Regions from separate parts of the Homo sapiens genome. Here region 1 is linked to region 2. Evidence: chromatin contacts called from ENCODE Hi-C data. All regions are on one chromosome and are shown on one strand. Each heading gives the region's core, a stretch centred on a gene start or an enhancer-like site at or near the end of the contact. The rest is flanking DNA. Distances are from core to core; before and after follow the strand shown. Region 1 overlaps SFSWAP (splicing factor SWAP). Region 2 overlaps ADGRD1 (adhesion G protein-coupled receptor D1).

Region 1 (3,772 bases), core at 35-2,534, 680 kb before region 2:
AGTCAGAGCTGCTGCAGGTCCTTTCAACAAGGCCCGGGATTTCCCCAGGAAAACAAAGAGAGAGCTGAAGAGAAGGAGAGCTGAGACACATACTCCACCCTCGAGTAAGGAGTTTGTTCTGTGACGAGAAGGAAGAGAAACACGTCTTTGCTGTCTTTTTCTGGTGAAGAACTCTCCTCATTTACTCTCTCCACGCTCACAAAATCACTGCACTAATTTGGTGTGTGATTGGTAAGGCGCTGTGTTAAAACAGAGGGGAGATGGAAAAACATGGTCCCTGGCAAACGTCTGTGAAAGACAAAACCAAACGGGCGCGAGACGCCATCTGAGGCACAGTCAAGACAAACAGGAGTGCGAGGAGTCAACTCTCCAGCTGAGTTTCTATTCATATTTCTACTGCCAACTTAATGATTTGAGCCTCCAAACTTTTTTTTTTGCCTTTATCCTAACTAATGCCTGTCATTAATAATACTTATCTCACCACTGTGCTTAAAGACTAGGGCTCCATTTTGAAGCGACGGGACAATCTGAATCAACACTTTCAAATGTCACTTGTAATCAAGTCCAGGTCTATTTATTCCAACAACACGATCATCCTTCACCATGAAGGTGAAAACTAGAGCTGTTGTGACCTCTGCCAGGCTGAATTAAGATGGTTCATTATGTTGACATTACTGCTTTTTTCAGCTTCAAGTGCTAAAAGTGAACAAGGACTGATGCCAAACACAGCTTCCCAGAAACCACAGCTGCCTTTGAGATGCATTTTTAATATTCCAGCAAAAATGATCAAAACGGAAGTCATGTTTGAATGTAGGGGGGCAGACGTACATTGGTTTAGGTAGAGTCCGGGACAAAGCAAATAACTTCTGAAAAATGGTCATTTATGAGAGCATTAACAGCTTACCGCCGGCCACTTCTGTAACACTGGAAATTAACATTGATTAGTCCCCCTGTGTCACGATGAAGTATTTGGCAACAAAATTAGCACATGAACCAGCAACGATTATTTCCTACTGTGGCAAAACAAACCGCTCAAAAGCAGACTGACTTTGTATCTGATTGTATTTGAAAATAAAAGAAATCTTATTTGTGAAGGACACTACATTAACTATGAAAGGGATAACCAACACTGCGGCGTTGCTCTCCATCCCTTCACCCAGCCCCACTGCCCTACCACGTCCTGCCCAGGTGCATCCTCCCACCCCTGCCTCCACTCTGCTCCAGCGCCCCGTGCCCCGCAGCCACACTGTCTCAGCGGAAATGCGGCTCTCATCCTGTCGGTCTCTCGTGCTCACTTATTCTGGCGTCCCAGGCTCTCCACAACTGGCCTCCCATTGTCATTCCGGTTCTGCCTGAGAAAGTGTCTTCCTGAGTGGGGCCACCTGTCCTTTACCACTTGTGGGTCTTTGGCCCTCGTGGGCCCTCACTATTCTGGTAAGCTCCTCAAGGCCTCGCCTGAGCCCCAGGTCCCGGAGCCGCCACTCTCCTCCTGGCTGTGCTGTCCTGATGGAAATGCCCATGTGTGAACAGCAACAGCTCAAATGCAGTCATGGTCACTGGTTAACAAGCAAGCTTCTAATGCATATCCCAAAGCACCTCAGCACCTAGCACACAGCAGAGATTCAGCAAACACAGGCAGGTTTCAGTTCCTATTTCCTTTTCAAACTCTTACTGGAATTGTAAACTTGGCAGATCAGTAACTTGAAAACATTTGTGGGCTGGGTGCAGTGGCTCATGCCTGTCATCCTAGCATCTTGAGAGGCCAAGGCGGGAGAACTGCTTGAGGCCAGGAGTTCAAGACCAGTCTGGGCAATATAGCAAAATCCCATCTCTACCAAAAATACAAAAAAATTTAGCTGGGCATGGTGGCAAGTGCATGTAAGTCCTAGCTACTTTGGAGGCTGAGGTAGGAGGAGTGCTTCAGGCCGGGAGGTCAAGGCTGCAGTGAGCTGTGATGGTACCACTGCATTCTAGCTCGGGCGACAGAGTGAGACTCTCTCAAAAAGAAAAAGAAAAAAAATTTGTGGAATCTAAGAAATCATCCTGCAGTCTGTTGCTACTATGTAAATGACCGCATGAAAAAAGGGGTTCAATGAAGACTTCTCCCTTCTCTTCATCCTGGATTACGAACACACACTAGGAATGAAGAGAGAATGTATGTGATACAGGCAGGAGGCAGGGAAATACTGGTGAGGGCTTCACACTCAAGCCTGGACCCGTGGCCCAAAGTGACAACTATCCCTGTTTTCCCACCTGAATGTTGCCTTTTGGCCTGCTCTGCCCCCTATCCTGTGCCCATAAGAACCCCAGACTCCAGACAAAGGGGACACACACAGAAGAGAAAGCATCTGAGCAAAGAGAGGAGAGGAAGCAGCTGGATGTTGGAGAGGAGTTTGGCTGAGGGATGGCCAGACTCCAGGGGAAAATTATCTTCCTGCTGTACCCCCTTGTCAGCTTCCCTTTCTGCTGAGAGCCACTTCCACAGCTCAATAAAGTCCTCCATATTCACCACCCTTTAATTCGTTCGTGTGACCTGATTCTTGCTGGACGCCGGACAAGAACTCAGGTACCAAGAGGGCAGGGTGTAAAGGCTGTCACCCTGACCCTCCACTGAGCTGATTAACACTCAACACTGATTGTAACACAGGCTTTCTGAGGCTCCAGGGGTCACAGACACCCACTCCCAGATGGCAGAGCTAAAAGAGCATTGTAATATGCTTGGAGGCTGCCGTGAGGCCAGCGCAGAGCCTGCTCCCGCCAGAGAGGAGAGTTCCTTTGCTCTGGTTCCCGCACCTGTCCGTTCGTGTGGTCCCTCCCGTAAGGGATTGAGTGGCAGCCGAGAAAACGAGCCACCCCCTGTGCCAGTCCTGAGAAGGGTCAAGGGAACTCTCCAGTCTCCTATGCAGGTTTATATGCATGATTTTTGCATATGCTTTTATATATTTTATATGCCACTTGAAAAATTTAGAGTGCTGCCAATATCTTTCCATGCCAATAGGCACACTTTAGGACATCATTTACAACTGTACCTGAATATGTAAAATCACCTTTCCTAACGATCAACGGGACTGAACAGGAACATGGATGCAGAAAGATCGAGTACAAATGGGAATTCAGCACGTTGTAAAGAAGGCTCTGTGAGTCACTGGGGAAAAGATGTATGACTTAGTGAATGCGTTGCATCGATAGTGACGTGCTCCTCAAACTCAAATAAATTCCAAGTATGGCAGGTCAGAAATGTACCGGGGAAAAAATGTTTGTGACACTGATGACAAACAGCTAACATGACGCAGCATAAGACAAAGAAAGGGCCCTTCCTAGGTCGAAGAAACATGGGCCCAGGCTAAGGGAAAGCCAGTTCAAAAGGCAGCAGACAATGCCAAGAAACATTAGCAAAGTGGCCGGGAGCGGTGGCTCAGGCTTGTAATCCCAGCACTTTGAGAGGCTGAGGCGGGCTGATCACGAGGTCAAGAGATTGAGACCATCCTGGCCAACATGGTGAAACCCTGTCTCTACTAAAAATACAAAAATTACCTGGGCGTGGTGGCGCCCGCCTATAGTCCCAGCTACTTGGGAGGCTGAGGCAGGAGAATCACTTGAACCCGGGAGGCAGAGGTTGCAGTGAGCCAATTGAGCCGAGATCGCGCTACTGCACTCCAGCCTGGAGACAGAGCGAGACTCCGTCTCAAAAAAAAAAAAAAAAAAAAAAGAGACATTAGCAAAATGACTCAGTGTTACTTACCATTAAATATGTAAGTTAAAGCAGATGCTG
Region 2 (3,911 bases), core at 277-2,776:
GCCCTGGGGGCTGAGAGGGGGCGTCTCGAGGGAGACTGGAGGGGCATGGGAAGGGGTGGGTAGGGCAGGAGACGGGAGGGGGTGGAAGGACGCATGCCCCTGCGCCTCCCCCGGGTGAGCTCCCAGCTCCCATCCCCAGCCCAGCTCTCAGCAGCCCAGGACAGGGCTCAGGAAAACTCATCTGTAAGGCGGGGCGGGAACAGCGTGCACCCGTGCACCTGGAGGGCTTGCTGGTGGAATGGTAAGGAGCCCATGCAGAAGGACCCAGCAGGCTTTGCCCACCACCCTCTCCTTCTGGAAGAACTGCACAGGCTGGGAAATCAGAAGGGATGGTGACAATTTTCTGGGTCTCTAAGAGGATGGTACTGAGGATGCATGCCCTCCCCACTCAGCCAGAAGACACTGGTGAACCACAGTATTGCTTGGGGAGTCGGGGGGGCGCTGCTGAACAAACCAACTTCCTTGTTACTCCTGGGCAAGGCAGGACCCTCTTCTGCCTCCAGGATTAGAGGGGTCCAGGGATGGGTGGAGGGGCCTCTCCTTGGAGCCCCTCCAGCCTCCACAGTTACCCCCACCCCCATCAACAGGGCAATAGACCGTCCTGCCCCGGTGCCCACAGCCACAGGACTGAACCTTCCTTATGAAGAGTGAATGGAAGGAGACTTGTGGCCATGAACGGGTCAATGCTGGGATGGCTGCAGTCCCAGGTGCAGTAGCCAGGCCTGCTCCACCCCACCCCACTCCCACTCCACTCTCAGGGGTCCTCAGGGCCAGGACATCCCTAGGGACCTCATACTCATGGCTCACTGTGACTTCACTCTGTCAGGCAGTGTTTGGGGCTGGGTGCTGAGGCTGGGTACTGAGGCTGTGTACTGAGACTGGGTGCTCAGGGCTGGGTACCGAGGCTGGGTGCTCAGGGCTGGGTGCTGAGACTGGGTGCTCAGGGCTGGGTGCCGAGGCTGGGTGCTGAGGCTGGGGACTGAGGCTGGGTGCTGACGCTGGGTGCTGAGGCTGGGTGCTCAGGGCTGGGTGCTGAGGCTGGGTGCTCAGGGCTGGGTGCTGAGGCTGGGTGCTGCTGAGGCTGGGTGCTTGGGCCTGAGCTGTGCTTACTTCTGCCTCCTCATCACCACCACAGCTCCACAAGGAAAGGGTCCCACCCATGTCACAGCGGGGAAACTGAGGCTCAGAGCAGGCACCTGCCCAAGGCCACCTGGCACATCACTGGGAGGGACCTGTGTGTCCAGCTGGCTGGGAGGCAGAGGGGCCACTACTAACCCCAGCTGCATGCAGGAGGTGTTATTGGGAGGTGGTCTGGCTAACATTCACACAGAGACCCCGTGGAGGGAGCCTGTTTCTGACTTGAGCTGTACATGCTGCGGCTGCCGGCACTGCAGTTGGCACAGTCCCGCCTGTGACACACCCTCGGGACCGCAAATACAGCTCAGAGTGGTTCTCACAGCTCCCAGCAACACCGTGTAATTCAGGCCCCTGCCACTGCCCGCCCTGTGCCCTTCCCTGGAGCCAGGGCCCATCTGAGAGGCTCAAGGCTGCACCTGGCTGGGTAACCGCGGGGCACGGGGCCTAGAACCATGGGTCTGGGCGGAGGCTGCACTGCCGTTCCTGCCTCAGGAAGGCGTGGTGTGCCCCCACGGTGCCCTTCCTTTCCCACCCATAGCTAGATTTAGAAATGCCCAGAAAAGCCTGCAGTTGGTTTCAGGACACGGACTCCTCTGACTCAGAAACTACAACCTCAAATGCCTCCTGAGAGGCAGGGCATCAGCTCAGGAGGCCAGTGGGGGCCTGCAGACATAACCACCAGGTGGGACTGTGCTGCCAAAACAAGCATCCTCCCTCCCACAGTTCTAACCCAAGTCCTTCTCAGTGCATATGTCACTTTCCCACCAAGACAAGAGCAGGAAGCATTTCACTGTCTCCTAAAAGCAGAAGAGCGATGCGAACGTGATGAGGAGGGGCAGCTGCTTGTGGTACGGGGAGGCCATGGGGACCGGGGGGCCCTGGGGACCTCGCCCTGAGTGCAGGGGTGGTAGCCACTCGCCTCCAGCATCGTTTCCAGCCAGAGGGGGAAGCCCAGCGTGGCCACATCTTCCTCTTCTTGTTTTATTTAAAAAAAAAAAAAAAGAAATCCCAAATTTTAGATAAAATGTCTGTGTTTTGGAATACTGACAACCAATTTTTAAAAATTTAAGCCTCTGTGGGCTAGGAGAAGCCCAGTCACTGGCCAGAGTCAGCCTTCAGACCACGGTTCATGACCGTCCTATTGAAATGCTTTTTCCCTGTGACCACCAGGCCCCAGGAGCGGGTGCTCGGGGACTGGCATTCCCAGGTGCTCCTGTACTGGCACAGGGCTCCTGCACCCCCCAGGTCAGAGCCACCCCAAGGCAGGTGCCCATGCCTGGGACGCTTCCCATGCCTGAAGCCTGGGAAGTGGCCGCCTGGGAGGAAGTGGCCACCTGCAGGAAGAAAGAGCGCACCGTGGCGGGCCCTGGGACTCCTCCCAACCTCCCACACGCTCCTCGACCACTGCCCTTCCCACTGGGTGCAGCCTTGGCAGGACTGTCTATCAATATCGGGGGCTCTCCCACCTTAGACAACCAGACCACCTCCCTGGCCTGCACACCCTGAGCGGGGAACACAAGCGCCAGGAGTAGGTGCAGCTGAATTTTCCCTAAGGCCAGGCCCAAATGCCTTCCACGGCACCAGTCCCCATGCCCAGCACCTTCATTGGGTGTGTGGCTTCAGCAAGAAACGCTGAGTAGTGCACGCCTGAGCCCTCCTCTCGGTCCCTGGCTGAGCCAGCCCACACCTGCATCCACCCCTGTGTTAACCTCAGGTCCTCACTCCCTCGCACCCTGCCAGCCAGTCCTTAGGGAGGACAGAAAGTTGAGCTCCCACCTACCTGCGGCAGTACAGACCAGTTGTGCCAGCATGACTGGGATCCACCGACTAAACCAGCACGCATGTGGCATTCTGGCCTCCAAGGAGAACACATCTCTTTCCCTAAGTTCCTCTCCTCTTGTGGAACAGACTCACTCCTCCATACCCTCATTCATACAGCAAACACAGGCATGGGCGTGTCTCAGCACCCGGACATCAGGAAGGCGCAGTGAACATGAAACACCACCCCTGGGTAGCAGGCCTCAGAAACACCTCTGCCAGCAGGCTGACTTTACTCATTTGATCATATCACACAATTCCACACAAATACACACCTGGGTCAGAGCCCACAGGCTGGTGTTTACAGTCCTTTCTCTCCCCAGCTCCTGCCACTGCCTCACCTCTGTGGCCCCCTCCTCGCCCCGGCCCACTAACAACCTTGAATGCACTGCCCGTGCCTTTCTGATAATCACATACCAAGATACAAATGTTGCATATTTAAACACATATACAGAAACACACCCACGCATAGGGGATTTTGGCGTGGCTTTACAAAAATGGGATATGTATCACTCTAGTCTACGTCTTGTCCTTTTCACACAATGTTACCTTGGAAATCCCTGCAAACGCACTGGCATGGTGACAACCCCATTCTTTCACAGTTACACCGCGTTTCGTGACTTCATCATTCCTCTTTTAGTATAGAGATGAATAATCTCCCTTAGCGTGGATGTATTAGAATTTACACAATCATTAGTGTTATGTTTATTCATGCTTCTGTTATTTCTACTATAAATAATGTCAATATTCTGATTTTATACTTTTTTATGTCATCTTACTTGCTGATTCTTTTAATTCTCTGACATAGATTCTCATGGGTGTACTGAGAAGTTACAGGGTCTGTTCTGGATGAATTCTCTATCTGTTCCAATGGCCTACTTTTCTAGGATAATTTTATCCAATTAAAAGAAAAACTTGCCTTCTCTGGGTTCTTACTGGATCTGGGGTTGCTAATT

What was found. A loop is a pair of places that touch in the nucleus more often than their neighbours do. Pooled maps may share reads with other maps.
Region 1: a loop to region 2 is called in a pooled map, with 3 times the contacts of the local background. The contact joins two enhancer-like sites. A Hi-C loop is called at or near these places in 7 of 37 single-sample maps with no recorded cell type and 7 of 50 pooled maps.

Annotation. Positions count from the first base shown.
Region 1 is chr12:131,771,588-131,775,359 of GRCh38, reverse strand. The region is part of intron 13 of SFSWAP (splicing factor SWAP); the gene reads right to left. Among named protein-coding and RNA genes, the nearest start is that of MMP17, 55 kb to the left of the region's middle. RefSeq lists enhancers at 674-1,298, 1,378-1,567, 1,299-1,924. Within about 2 kb of position 1,284, at least 6 of the 41 ENCODE cell types and tissues checked have a DNase peak (open chromatin) inside an H3K27ac peak, as active enhancers do.
Region 2 is chr12:131,091,111-131,095,021 of GRCh38, reverse strand. The region is part of intron 15 of ADGRD1 (adhesion G protein-coupled receptor D1); the gene reads right to left. Among named protein-coding and RNA genes, the nearest start is that of LINC01257, 72 kb to the left of the region's middle. RefSeq lists enhancers at 2,924-3,083, 3,544-3,643. Within about 2 kb of position 1,526, at least 3 of the 41 ENCODE cell types and tissues checked have a DNase peak (open chromatin) inside an H3K27ac peak, as active enhancers do.